2 separate regions of the Homo sapiens genome follow, and region 1 is linked to region 2. Evidence: chromatin contacts called from ENCODE Hi-C or POLR2A ChIA-PET data. All regions are on one chromosome and are shown on one strand. Each heading gives the region's core, a stretch centred on a gene start or an enhancer-like site at or near the end of the contact. The rest is flanking DNA. Distances are from core to core; before and after follow the strand shown.

What was found. Hi-C counts contacts between places; a loop is a spot of excess contacts on that map. ChIA-PET counts read pairs that join two places held with the same protein, here RNA polymerase II (POLR2A). Pooled maps may share reads with other maps.
Region 1: a loop to region 2 is called in a map of DLD1, with 5 times the contacts of the local background. The contact joins the enhancer-like site here to the promoter of TMEM9 in region 2. A Hi-C loop is called at or near these places in 1 of 168 maps with a recorded cell type or tissue (DLD1) and 1 of 50 pooled maps. POLR2A ChIA-PET finds 5 or more read pairs at or near these places in 2 of 52 experiments (MCF 10A and OCI-LY7).

What each region holds. Positions count from the first base shown.
Region 1 is chr1:201,296,935-201,304,022 of GRCh38, reverse strand. All of the region lies in intron 2 of PKP1 (plakophilin 1), which reads right to left. Among named protein-coding and RNA genes, the nearest start is that of PKP1, 17 kb to the right of the region's middle. RefSeq lists an enhancer at 729-1,234. Within about 2 kb of position 4,007, at least 5 of the 41 ENCODE cell types and tissues checked have a DNase peak (open chromatin) inside an H3K27ac peak, as active enhancers do.
Region 2 is chr1:201,153,190-201,159,802 of GRCh38, reverse strand. TMEM9 (transmembrane protein 9) reads left to right here and starts at 5,329. Exons shown (of 5, transcript NM_001288565.2): 1 at 5,329-5,945. The coding sequence starts at 5,880. RefSeq lists a silencer at 5,253-5,532 and an enhancer at 5,943-6,092.

The sequences.
Region 1 (7,088 bases), core at 2,758-5,257, 150 kb before region 2:
CCAGAGAACTGTAGGTGCTCAGTCAGAAACATCCACCTTAAATGTGCCAGTTAAAAAAGTGTTCAGCCAGGCGTGGGGCAGGTCACCTCGGTGAGGGGAGAGGGCTCTACTTCATGGCTCTGCTCTTAGGACCTCAGCTCTCCTACCTTGCCTGCTTTGGGAAAATTATCCTGAGCCATTAGCATATGACCCGGAATCTCCCCCAAGTGCTGGCAACACACTACTGGTGGCTGTGGGGTGACTCCAGGGAAATCAAGGACACAGCAATATCTAACATTGAAACTCATAGAAAGGACTTCTTTTTCCCATTTTGATTACCACAGGGAGAAAGTCTAGCTGGGTGTTAATATATTTATTTAATATTTGCCAACCTCTCTTTTTAAGAAAAAACAAAATAAAACAAACAAACAAACAAAAAAATAAAACTTTTCTGCCAGGTAAAAGTACCTAGCTAGAATTAATGTTATGTTTTTATTCTATTTATTATAATTGATTACCAAGGTTGTGGTTAGCCTTCATTTGTGGCAAAAGATACCGGTTTTTGTCATTTGGGTGAGTGATATAAAGTTTCCTTTCAAAATAAATACATTGGAATAGCTGGGCATGGTGGCACATGCCTGTAGTTCCAGCTACTTGGAAGTCTGAGGTGGGAGGATTGCTTGAACCCAGGAGTTCAAGACCAGCCTGGGCAACATAGTGAGACCCCATCTCTAAAACTGGCACGTGCCTGTAGTTGCAGCTACTTGGAAGTCTGAGGCGGGAGGATTGCTTGAATCCAGGAGTTCAAGACCACCCTGGGCAATATAGTGAGACCCTGTCTCTAAAATAAATACATGAATAAATAAATAAGTGCAGTGGAACTGATAAGTAATTCCCTTAAAAATAAGTAAATAATAGTTGGTATGATTTTGCAAAAATTGTGACAGTAGAATGCAAATGACGAATGTCTGGGAAACATGATTGCCCGTAGTGGCAAAAGTACCATGATGTGCCAGTGTGACCAGGAGCCCTGAGCCAGGAGTCAGGAGACCATGCTCCAGTCTTGGTCTCCCCTGCCTAGCTGTGCAGCCTCAGGCCGTCGCCTCGCCTCTCTGAACCTCAGTTTCCCCAACCACAGCATGCCCTGTAAGGCTTCTTCTGAAGGAAGGCAGTTCGGCAGTTCGGCAGCCTGTGATTCACCCCTTGCTGAAGTCACAAGCGGCCTCCTTCCCAGCCTGTCTTCATCCCCTTCCAGGCCTCGCCCTTGGGCACGCTGTGGGGGCGGGAGGGGAGGGGCTCCGGGTCTAGAGCTGCTTTTCTCCCCACCTGTGTCTCTACAGATCCCCCGTCCCCTCCCCGTGCCTGAGCTGATTTTGTTTTCAGCTGAGTTTGCTCTCCTGGGGCAGGCAGGCTTCCGTAGAGACATGCCAGGGCCCTGGGGGAGAAAGTAGAGCCTCACCCTTGCAAAGGGTGGGGACGGCTCTTCCACCCGCTTGGGAAATTCTGCTGCATTTGTCTCGCTGAGTCTAGTGACAAAAGGAAAACTCTCAAAGCAGAAATAAGGCACCAGAAGATACCCCCAGGACTGTATTTTGATGACTTAATCCCATGCCCTGCTTGCTGGCTTCGAAACTTGGCCAGCAGGAGAGGCTTGGCCCACTTCTCCCCCTGCCCTTCTAGGTCCCTCCCTCCTCTTGCTCTTCACACCCCGCTCAAAGTCCACTGGGGTCCAGACTCAGTTCTGCCAGATCTATCTGTGAGGTCACAGGCAAGCCCCTACACTTTTCTGTGGTTTGATTTCCCTGCAAATAAAATGAGAATAACAAAGCTTGGTCCACCTACTGAGCTCACAAAGACTGAAGGATCAAGTCAGGAGATGAAAACACAAGCAGTTTGTACAAGTTCAAAATGCTACACTAATTCAAGGGATTATTAAATAACCAGGTGCCGCGGGTTGGAGCACTTCTCCCTTGAGAGCTGACTGAGGACACAGCGCAGCTGAAACAGGCTCGAAAGCCACCACCTGCGGCTCATCCAGAACCCAAGACCCCCTCCCCAGATGTCCAAGACTCAGAACTGAAGCTGGGGAAGCAAGGCTTGGAGGTCATCTGGTCCCACGCCTTCAATGACAGATGAGGAAACCGAGGCCTGGAGAGGTTTAAGTTAGCGTGTGCTGCAAAATTTAGCTTTTAATTATATCTTCTTGTGCTGTTGTTTTGTCTGTTATTTGTTTTCAACTATAGCGTAAGGACTTTAAATACTGGTTGGTTGAGTAGATTAGTTTTTGTCAGGGCCAAAAGAAAAAAAAAAAAGCCCAAAATGAAACTCCACCAATTTCTGCTGGGGCAAAATAAAAAAGTTTATAATTATCCTTGATTCTTCAAATCTTCTCTCTAAAGTTTCATATTAGGGGAGAAGGGGAGAGAGCAACAGCCGACTCATCCAGAAGCTTCCTTCTCCGGAGAAGACAGAATTCCATTCTCTGTGGCCAGGGAATTGTCTGCCTCACAGTATCTCATCAGAATGGAAGAAATCGAGCCCCAGGCCCATCCAAGCATAAGTGTTCCCAGCCTAGCCATCAACTCAGAGCTCTACACAACATGAATGGAAATGATGGAGGAAGATTAGTTGTTGATTAGTGAAGCTAAAGGAAGGAGAACTGGCTTCTGTTGTCTCTGGGGAGAGTGGAGTTCCTTCCTGCAGACATCCTGAGAAGGATCCGCTGCTGATCGCATCCTGGGCTGCCAAAGCTTGGTGCTCCCCACTTGCTAAGCAGCTGCCACACTGAGTCCCTTAGCAGTGACAAGTCTCCCTGCACATCCTGACCAAATTGCCCTGGCCTTCCCTCTCCATTCCTCTACAAGGGTCCACACTATCAGGACAGTGACTGGTGGGAGTCTGCCCTCTCCTGGGTCTGGTGCTCCTCCCTGGGGCAGGAGGATGGAGGGGCCAGCGTGCTCACTCGGCCCTGAGGAGCATTGTTGTGGGTTTGTGATGAAGGCCTGGGAGGCTTAGGAGACCTCAGGAGCTGGCAACATGGAACCAGTTGCCCTCCTTGCAGGGGATGCCTATGCTTTGTGAACAGTCAGCAAGGTACTCTCAGACCACAGTCCAGACCTAGGGGCATTCCTGCTCTGCCCTCCATCCTGTCTGCTAAGGGCAGCCCTCTCTCCTTGCACACTCAGTTCAAAGCTCAGCTCCTCCAGGAGCCGATCCCGACTTCCTGCACCTGGAGCTTGCCCTTGGAGGACACCACTTGCATTTGTTCACTGGAACCGTGTCCTCCTCCCTTTGCAAGCCCATGCTGCTGACATGGGGCCATTCTCTGACTTCTCTCCCCAAAAGAGGGACACAGAAGCCAGACGTCAGAGTTACAAGGAGGTGGTCTGAGCCACCATCTAGTCTTGCTGATGATAAGCCTGAGGCCCAGCAGAAGAGGAGTCCCCAACACAGTCACGGGAAACCAGCCCTCAGACCAATGTTTGTTCCTTTTCTCCACATTCTCTCTGGGCTCTAAAGGGGCCTCCCTGGCTTACCCAGTCCTCAGCCAGGAGGCAGAGCCTCAACTCACCTGCCATGGAGGGGAGAGCAAGCCCAGAAAGGAAGCTCCCCGAGCTCAGCCCAACCCTAAGGGCAACAGAAGCTTCTTAGGGGAAGCAGAGCCACTCTGATGGACTGTGGCTTAGAAAGGAGGGCCCCTCCCAAGGAGTACCCAGACACCAGTGTTTGCCATAGGCTTCTCCTTCAGTTTAATACAGGGAGTGTCCCAGTGGCAGCAGTTTGTCTGTGAAAGCACACGGCATGCTCCTTCCACAGGGAGGGGTGCCCCTGGAGCCGGCCCGCCCGCTCCCGCTCACTTGCCTCCATTTTCTCTCAGAGGCACATTCTGTCCCTTGGCAAGTAGGATCATTGCCTCTTCTTGTTGGGGTGAGAGCCTGGGGCCCTTGTAGGACTCTCCTATCTCCCAGGGCTGGGTGGGGGTGAGTCATGAGTTGGCAGCGGGGACACTGAGTTGGCAAACACATCAATTGCTCCCTCTTGGAGCAGGATCCATGCCTGCCTGGGAGTAGGAGGCTGTGGTCTACTATCAGTCCCTCACCTGGACTTTTCAAGAAAAGACGAGAGGCCCGGCAGGCACTGCCGAAGGAACCCAGCTCATACACCTAGAAAGTGGCATTTGGAGCTGAGACACATGGTTTGGAAAGAGGGAGTTGGGTCTGTTTTAAGTTAGGGTAGTTACTCAGCAGAGCTACTTGTTGTGCATCAGTTTCCCTGTCTGTGAAGCTAAAGTAAATGAAGTCCTACCATCTTTTCATCCTGTTGCAAGGGCTAACTAACTGCTGTTTTCCTGGTGCCTGGAGTGCTCAGATGAAAGCAAAGAGGAAATTAAGAAGCTTTTATCCATCTGTAGGCTTGAAGCAAAAATCTGGGCTGGAGGAATTAACACTACCTCTGACCCTGGAGGGACCAGCACACAGACTTTAGCTCCCTGTAGCTACTCAGAGTCAGCTCTCAAGCCACATGCAACCCTAAGTGAGTCCTTGGCTGTGCTTTAGTCCAATTGCCTTGCTCCATAATTGAGAAAGCCAGGGTCTAGAGAGGTGAAGTCCACTCCAGATCCCTCAGTTTGTAGCAGCCCAGCTGAGACTGGAATCCACGCCTCCCACTGCTGATCTGGTATGTCACATCCATAAACTTCATACTGCTCTTTGAGACAGGAATTTTCATCCATTTCAGAGATAAGCAAGCTGAGGTTCAGCTAGATTAAGAACTTGACTAGAGTCACACAGCTAGTTAAGGAGCAGACTTGACTAAGAGTCACATGGCTAGTGAAGTTCCTGGCCAAAGTCCAGGGCTTATTCCTCCACTCCGGGCTGTCTCTGGGCATGGCCTCTGTTGACTGCGGATTGGTAAGGACAGTCTGTTTCTGCTGCTGCTAGGGTAGGAGTCCTACCGTGTTTCTCCCCGGCAGCCCCTCTGCAGTACCTGGCCCATGGCTCTGCCCTTGTGGACACTCGATTAGCATGGCTGTGACTGAGGGTGAACCACCAACCTGGGGAGCACTGTGCTTGGCTTTCCCATCCCCTGCTGGAGTGTGATGCAACCCCAGTCCTCTCATCTGTAACAGAGGCTTCATCCACATTTCTTCAGGTCTAGGGTGGCCAAGATCAGTTCTCCTTAGGGTAAGGGCCCCTAGCACATTGTCCACAAGACTCTGTCACAATGGGATCGTCAAATACAGACATATCAGTTAGGCAAGTACAACTGAGAAGAAGCTGGAAGAAAGATTTGCTAGTAAGTCCTGCGTTAAAGAGGAGAAATGGGGTCAATGAATAGGACAATGCCAAGACAAAGACAGAATTCTCCCTTGTTATATTCTGGGAGTTCTCACTCTTAGGCATGCCAGGCTGGATTTAACTGAGTGATTCAATGTGGCAGTCACCATGGTCACCCTGTTCCAGACCTCCCTCTGATGATGCCTCAGTGGTTTTCCTCTCTACTGATTAGATCCTGAGCAGGGTGGTGTAGGGCAATCTGCCACCTAAGAACTTTTTACTTGGTAGGACTCCCAGAAGAAGTGCTCAGGGTGCACTTCTTGATTTAAAAATAAGTAAACCCTTTGGAGCTGAAGATGATAGACAAAAGGAGTGTCATCTTAATCCAGAACCATTCCCTGGAAATCAAAATTGTCCACACGCCTCAGCTTCACTGAGGACAAACCCATGTGATCAAGGCCTGTTTTCAGCTTTGGAGTTGAAGGGCTGTGCCTTTCCATGGCTCCAGCTCTCTATTCCCCGCATCCTCGTCTTTGCTGACCCAGAGGAAGATATTCAAGGGACATATTACAAGGACAACTAAGATGGGACAAAAATCCTCCTTTTCTCACCAGAAATGCTGCAGCCTAAAGTAATTCTGCTGGGTCCCTAGCCTAGGAGAGGAGCACGTAAAGGAGTGTTGTTTTTATCACAGGAATGAGTGGGGAGACATAGTGACAGAGGGTTGCCAGATTTAACAAATAGATAGACGGGGCATGTAGTTATATTTGAATTTTACATAAACAGCAAATAATTTCTAAGTTAAGACATGTCTCAATTATTGTATTTTGTTGTATTTTATCTGGTAACCCTGCCCTGAAACCCATTAATGCTTATACCCAAGTGAACCCAGCCTCAGTCTAGGAAGGGAAAAACAGAGCTTCTCTCCTGCCTCTTTTGAGCTAGGCTGACTCCCCATGGTGAGAGTAGGCCTGGTTGGAGGGGATGGGAAGGGAGGAAATGGAGGGATTCAGACTCATGAGTGTCTTGCAGATCCCTAAACTTTAGTGTTTAGTGTTTAGTTGTAACGTTCAAATATTGAGATTGTGGAAACCCACAGAATGGCAGTCATAAGAAGTGCAAATGTCTGGGGTAATGAAAACAAACTCCACTAGGTTAGGAGTTACGAGGTCAGAGATCTAGTCCGCTGTACCAGTAACCAGCTGTGTGGCCTTCAAGGAGTAATTTCTCTTCTCTGGGCCTGCGTTTCCTCAACTGTAAAATGCAAACAGTGTTGGGCTCTAATATTCTACAGGTTTGGTGCTGAGAACCAGAAGAGCATAGCTGAGTATGCAGCTGAGAAACCAGGCAGCGAGGCTAAAACCTGCCCCATCTTTTGCTCCATCTCACCAGCTGCTTCCTCTCCCTGAGGTCTGTGGGGCTCTGAGGTTCCAACATTGTCCTCCAGCAGATCCTTCTGCCTGAAGGAGGAGGAGGCTGGGGTGGCCAGCAGAGAGCAGAACATGGACTGGGCCAATGACTTTCTTTGGAGCAGTCTTTTATTTTCCTTAAGCCCCTAGATGCTTTTTGTGTGTCACACTATCTTTGTTTTAAGTTTTATTTTATTATAAGAAAGTCTCTCTACATTCAATTTGTGATGTGAATAATCATAGATTATAAATAGTATGATGATTGTTTTTTAATTACAAGGCTATTATTGATATAGACTATAAGGTAAAACTATAAGGTACGACCATTGCTTTTTAAATATTTTTAGAGCCTTCTTTTTGGAATTGCCTACAGATCCTTTACATATTTAAATGAGATATGTATAGGAGGTGACAAAGCTTTGCT
Region 2 (6,613 bases), core at 4,080-6,579:
AAAATAGTAAACCAGGTAGAGTTTGTCATTTATTAAGCTTTAGGTAGAATAATGCTTTTATTCTAAGTTTTGTTCAATTAAAATGTAATTCAGACAGGCGTACGGGCTTATGCCTATAATCCCAACACTGGGAGGTCAAAGCAGAAGGATCGCTTGAGGTCAAGAGTTTGAGACCAGCTTGGGCAACACAGCAAAACCCTCATCTCTTTAAAAAAAAAAAAAAAAAAGGTTTAATTGCTATTTGCTTAAGTGTTGCTTTAGTCAAGTGGTGTTGAGAGAGCTGTGTGTGTGTGTGTGTGTGTGTGTGTGTGTGTGTGTATAAAAAGGCAAATGTGGGGACCCCAGCCAAAAACAGCGTGCTTGTCCAGGGCCTTGCCCAGCTAGAAAAGGGTACTACACAGCAGGGCGCTCTCTGCCCTTAGCTCAGTGCCCCCATTTCCCTGATGCCTGAGAAATCCTGCTGTGGCCAGAGAGGTAAGAGGTACTCAGGTATCTGAGGATGGTGCCCATACTATTTTAAGGACATCGTCAGGCACCTGACCTGCCATCTGTGGCTAGAGGGCAATGTCCTATAAGAGGTGGGTCAAGCGCTCCTTTGTACCCCCACATTACTGCCCCTTTGAGAGTGTTAACACATATCTGTATTCTATCACTTGAGCTTTGTTCTCTGTTTAGGTTGGATGATCTTTTAGTGTGTCTAAGACATGGTTGCTAATGCAAAAATTAGGAAGTCAATCATCTCATAGGAGCTTGAGGTTATGAGACACTGGACAGATAAGCTTCAGTGGGGATTAGAGGAAAAGCAGGGGCATATAGTTGATGCCAGGGAGAGTAGACACCATTTGGGAGTGATGACAGCACTCATCCCCTATCCAGGAGCACCAACGGTAGGGACAGGGAGTGAGGAAGAACCCAGACCCACAGCTGTGGCACGGATGCCAAGACCTCGCCTCATAAAGTCAAACTGATTTTAGGGTTGTTGGATAAAAGCAGGTATGAACTAGAGGGTATGGGTTTTGGCCTGAGTTCTAGAGCTCCAAACTTGGAGGCAGGATGAAGGCTAAGTCCTGAGAGGAAGCAGTGGAAGGCTCCAGAGCTTCCTTAGGCCTCCTCTGCTGGGGAGAGTGCACTGCTGATGTTACCTGGTCTCCACCCTCTCACTGAGCCCCGAGCCAGGGGCTCCCGGCTCCCTCCTGGCTCACATTCTGACTCTGATGTCACTGAGCTCCCTGCCTTCCTTTCCCATTCGCTTGTCCTGGGATCAAGACAAACTGAACTGTTGACTCTTTCTCTACATGTCTCTCCCTGAACTTCCCCAGTCCCATCTCTTTGCTCTCCCTACACTGCCCCTGCCCCCGCCCCCACCCCCCACCAGAATGCCCTCCTCACCATCACCCTGCTCTTGAATTGTGCCTCAAATTTTGCCCACCCTTCCTGGCAGTATTTGTTTCCCATGGCTGCTGTCACAAATTACCATAAACCTGGTGGCTTCAAACAACACGAATGTATTATCTGACAGCTCTGTAGGCCATAAGTCTGACGGAGGTGTTCTCTTGAACTAAAATCAGGGTGTCTACAGGGCTGCATTCCTTCTAGAAGCTCTAGGGAAGAATGCATTGGCTGGCCTTGACCAGCTTCTGCAGCACCCACAGTCCTTGCCTGGTGGCCCCCTGCCTGCATCTTTGAAGCCAGCAGCATAGCATCTCTCTGACCCTACTTCCATGTCCATCTCCTTCTCTAACCACAGCCAGAAAAGGTTCCTCTGTTAAGGAGCCATCTAATTAGATTGGGCCCACCTGAATAATCCAAGCCACTCTCCCCAACCAAGGGCCTTAATTTATATTTGCAAAGTGCCTTTTACTGTGTAAGACAGTATTCACAAGTTCCAGGGATTAGGATGTGGACATTTGGGGGTGCGACATTGTTCTGCCCACCACTCTGGCCCAGCCCAAGTAGCCCTCACTGCCCTCAAAGCCCCCTCTCCACCATTCTGGGCTCCCCTGGCCCTTGGTCTAGGTTTCCCAAGTGCCTCTGCAGCCTTCCCCCAGCACAGCTCTTACCACCCTGAATTGTCATTGCTTGTTGATTTGTGGTTTTCTTGCAATAAACTTCAAGTTCTGTGGGAACAGGGACAGGGTTTGTCTTGTTTACTGAGATATCCCCAGCACCTAGCACAGTGCTCAAAAAATTTTTGAAGGGAAAAAGCATTTCTGATACGGGAGATAGAAATTATTTAGGCAGATAGCAAGGACAAAAAAGTCCTTGGCAGAACTTCCCTTCTAATAAGAAGCAGCCCTAGAAATCATTTCTTTTCTAACACAGAGCAGCCTCAAAGATTGGGCTGCAAACATATATAAGGAAGCTGGAAGCTTGCACGGAGGAATGCTGGCAGCTGCACTCATAGAAAAGGGCTACCGGGGGGCCAGGCATGTTCACCATGGGACTCCACCTTCCCTTTTTTGTTAGCACATGTACAGTAAGAAAGAACTGGGCAACATGGAGAAGCTCAGGCAGAGAAACCACCTGCATAATAAAGATTGGGCTGGGAGCTGCCAGAGATTTGTGCCCTATGCAGATGGCACACCTGGTGCTAACTTTTTTTGAGATGCCCTGTATAGATGAGATACTGCCTCCCCACTAGCTCATCTATAAAACCCCCTGCATTTCACCTTAAATTGGCAACTCATTTTTCCAGGACCCCTCTCTGTAGCAGAGAGCTATTGTCTTTCTTTCACCTATTAAATTTCCACTCTTAACCTCACTCTTTGTGTGTCTACCTCCTTGATCTTCATGGCCAGGAGACAACAAACCTCAAGTGTCACCACAGACAACAAGGCTGCTTCACTTCTACAACACATCACTTTCTATGTTACATTCTGACCATGTGATTGGTCTGCTATTAGGTTGTGCATTACTTGAAAGCAGAGTTGCATGTGATTTGTCTGTTGTATCCCTGGGGTACCTAGCATCTGTGAGCCCTGGAGTTTGGCTCACAGATAGTGCTTGGCACATGTTTATGGAATTAAATTTAATGAATAGGTTCAGACTCACTTCACTGGCATGGCTCATAAACACAGGGCACATGGAGGATGTATGGGAATGAGGTGCCCTGGGTCAGGTAGGACTATTTGGGAAAAGCTTCTGCAAGGCAAATGCTTGGGCAAAGATTTGAATAAGATGAAAGATAACGACTGGCAGTGCTGGGGGTGATAATGTCCTATGGAGGACTGCAATGAGCAAAGTCAGATATAGGGACAGCCGGTGGGGGGAGTAACCAGTGATGAGATGGGGTGGGGAAGTGCAGAAATGGTAACCACTTGGCTTGGTTGCCAAGTGGAGGGGTCTGAATTGGATGCAACAGGGTGCTTGCTACCAGGGATTGAGCAATGAGCGATGTGCTGAAAACAGAATTGGAGGAAGACAGGATGGACCTAGGAGCACACAGGAAGGGAGTGCATTTCAGGGAGCAGAATGCTAGCCGAGGAAAGATACAGGCAGGGTGATGATAGCTACCTCCTGGGGACACCTGGATAGACAAGATGTGGAAATATGAGAGAGGAGTCAAAGATAGTTTGATGCCACAATCTAGGACCTGCAGAAATGCAGAATGACAGTGGAAGGCCTCCCTTCTGTTTGATGAGGAAGATGGTGAGCTCAGCATTGGGTATCTTTAGTGTTGTGTGTCAGAGGGTCATCCATTGGAGGTGACAGACTCAGCCCCATGCTTTTGTCCCCATGAAAGTCCCACCTTCATATGGAACGTATATGGGGGGAAGAAGTGTCTTTTTCCAGTACTTGAACTATCCCTTCTGCCCCCACGAGGTAGGCATTCTGTCTCTGCCTGAGCTTGCTCACCAAAGCAGCCATTCTGACCTCCACAATGAGCTAACATTGCCATTTATAGAGCCTCCCTCTTTGTGTCAGATGCTGTTCTAGGTGCTTTGCATATGTAAACTCATTATATCCCTACAACCACCTTGAAAATTTGGTAATATTAATCCCATTTTATGGGCATGGAAACCGAGACTTCTGAAAGGATTCCAAAGACTTCCAAAGATCCAAAGGCGGTGTCCTAAAGGAAACCACCCAAATTCACACAACTAGGAAGGGAGGAACCAGGATTCCTGCCCTGGTCACTCTAGCTCCAAAGCCCCTGACCTTTGCATCACACTGCAGGCCTCCTGCCCCTGCCCCCTGCCAACTAGATTTAATTTAATTCTATAGAATTCAGTTTAGCAAACACTTCCTGAGCACCTACCAAACACAGGTCACTCTGCCAGGTGGCAAGGATATAAAGAGGAATAAGACATAAGCATAGGAGAGAGGAACACAAACTCAGTGGCCTCCAGATAAGTGCCCACCTCAGTTCACAGGGCCTGCGAGGGGCTTGATTCCACCTGGACCCAGCCCCTATGCTAATCCAGCCACCAACCTCAAGTTTGGGCCATATTGATACCCCTCCCACCCACCCCTAAGGAATCCCAACATATCAAAGCTGAAGGGGATCTTAGAATCCAACCGAATCATTTTACAGATAAGGGAAGTAAGGGAAGCTGAGGCCCAGAGAAGGGAGGTATCTTTTCCAGGCTAACACAGCTGCTTAGGGGGAGCGCCAGGGCCAAAGCCCCGGTGTCCTCACTCCGGGTCTGGTGCCCTGAATTCATATGACTCCCCTTTCCTTCACAGCTGGCAAGAAGTTCACATCTGCCACATAGCAGCCAGGGACCCTCACCCCTGCATCCTGGCCATGCACACTTTGCCCCATTTTGCCAGGCCCAGCACCAGCATGGGGTAGGGGGATCAGGCTGAGGACGCTGTTGTGCACACTCTTCACAGGCCCAGCCCACACCACCCATCGCCAACCCTAGATTTCTCCTTCTCAGAGGTGTGTGTAGGGGTAGAGACGTTGCCGCGCAGAAAGTCTTCTGCAGCAAAGACGTGGATCCCTAAATAACATTTCCAGATTTTGAATGAGGACAAAGCCCTTCAATCTCGTATCGTTTTTGTTGACGTTACTAGCTTACAGTGTATAAAGCGCTTTCTTTCTAAAACAGCAAGATGAAACAAGCTGAGTTTTATAATACAAGGAAGGGAGAAGCACCGCAGTGGGAGTTCTCAGGCCACACAAAGGCAAGACCCTTCCCCAGGAGTTTGGAAGGCTGACGTTCCCTTTTCTGGTTTGGTCGGGTTTGAGAAATGCCCGCCTCTCCCTTGCGCAAGAGTCTCCCCGCCCAGGTGAAGGCGGGTCTTGTTGCCATGGCGACAGCGCGGTCGGGTTAAGGGGCTGCTCTGGCAACCAATAGAAGCTAGGAGAGGGCGGGGACAACTGGGTCTTTTGCGGCTGCAGCGGGCTTGTAGGTTCGTGGACGCGGCATTGGGGGAGGGGACGGGGGTCGCGGGGCTATTGGGGGTCCCAGTCCGGCTTAAGACCTCTGGGCGTGGTGGGCACCGGCCTTCGCCGTCGGAGCAGGGGTCCCAGACTCGCACCCAAAAGTTCCCGTCGGGCCCGAGCGGGGAGGAGCTGCGGGGCGGGCAGAGGCGGAGATGGCGGAGGGCGGTGGGACGTGATGCGCGGGTCAGAGCCGGGCCTTGAGAAGGAACTGGAGGCCCCTGGCAGCGGTGTCCCCTCGAGGACCCCTCTGCCGGGCTCACCAGGTGGCTGGCGGAGAGCCGGAGAGTTGGGCGGGAGGGAAGCAGGGTTTGGCGACCAGGTTTAGCAGGCCTTGGAATCCTGGAGCCCAGCCCCCAACCCCATTCCCACTTGGCCGGATGGTTAAGGGCCTAGCGTGCTGGCTGCGGTGTGGCCACCTTCCCCTTCTCCGACTCCGTATCTCTTTTTCCAGGTGTCCGGCTTTGCTGGCCCAGCAAGCCTGATAAGCATGAAGCTCTTATCTTTGGTGGCTGTGGTCGGGTGTTTGCTGGTGCCCCCAGCTGAAGCCAACAAGGTGAGGGAGGTGAGCCTGCAGCACCTGGTCACGACCACAGTGCACGGCCACCCTGTCTACAGGGCTGACTCAGAGGTAGCCAGCTGCTCCTTAAGCCTGCCTCTCACTCACCTATGGGCCATACTTCTTTTAGTGGTCTTCCTTCAGGTTCAAGGCTGCTGGCCTCCCTAAGGATAGTGCGGGTGAGGAGTGAGGAAGGGTGGGGCACAGAGCACTGGCTCACTCTGATCAGACAGATCAGTGGTGGACTTCCAGCAAGGAAGTTTGGAGAAGTTATCTAAGTTCTCCATACCTTCCTTTGCTTTGGACCAAAGTATGTTTTGTTTCAGATATTTTTGGATTTGGGAGTATTTGCACATAAAAAATGAGCTATCTTGGGGAGGGGACCTAAGTCTAAACCTGAAGTTCGTTTATGTTTCATATATGCTGTATATACATAGCCCGAAGGTAATTTTATACAATATTTTCAATAATTGTGTGCATGAAACAAAGTTTATCTACACTGAACCATCAGAAAGCAAAGGCGTCACTATCTCAGGCACCCATGTGGATAGTCTGGTTGGTTGGCATCACCACCATTCCTGACAATGAATTTATATGCTACCGATAAATATTTTCTTACGTTACACATAAGTTCTTAACGGTAAAAAAATATGATGTACTATTAA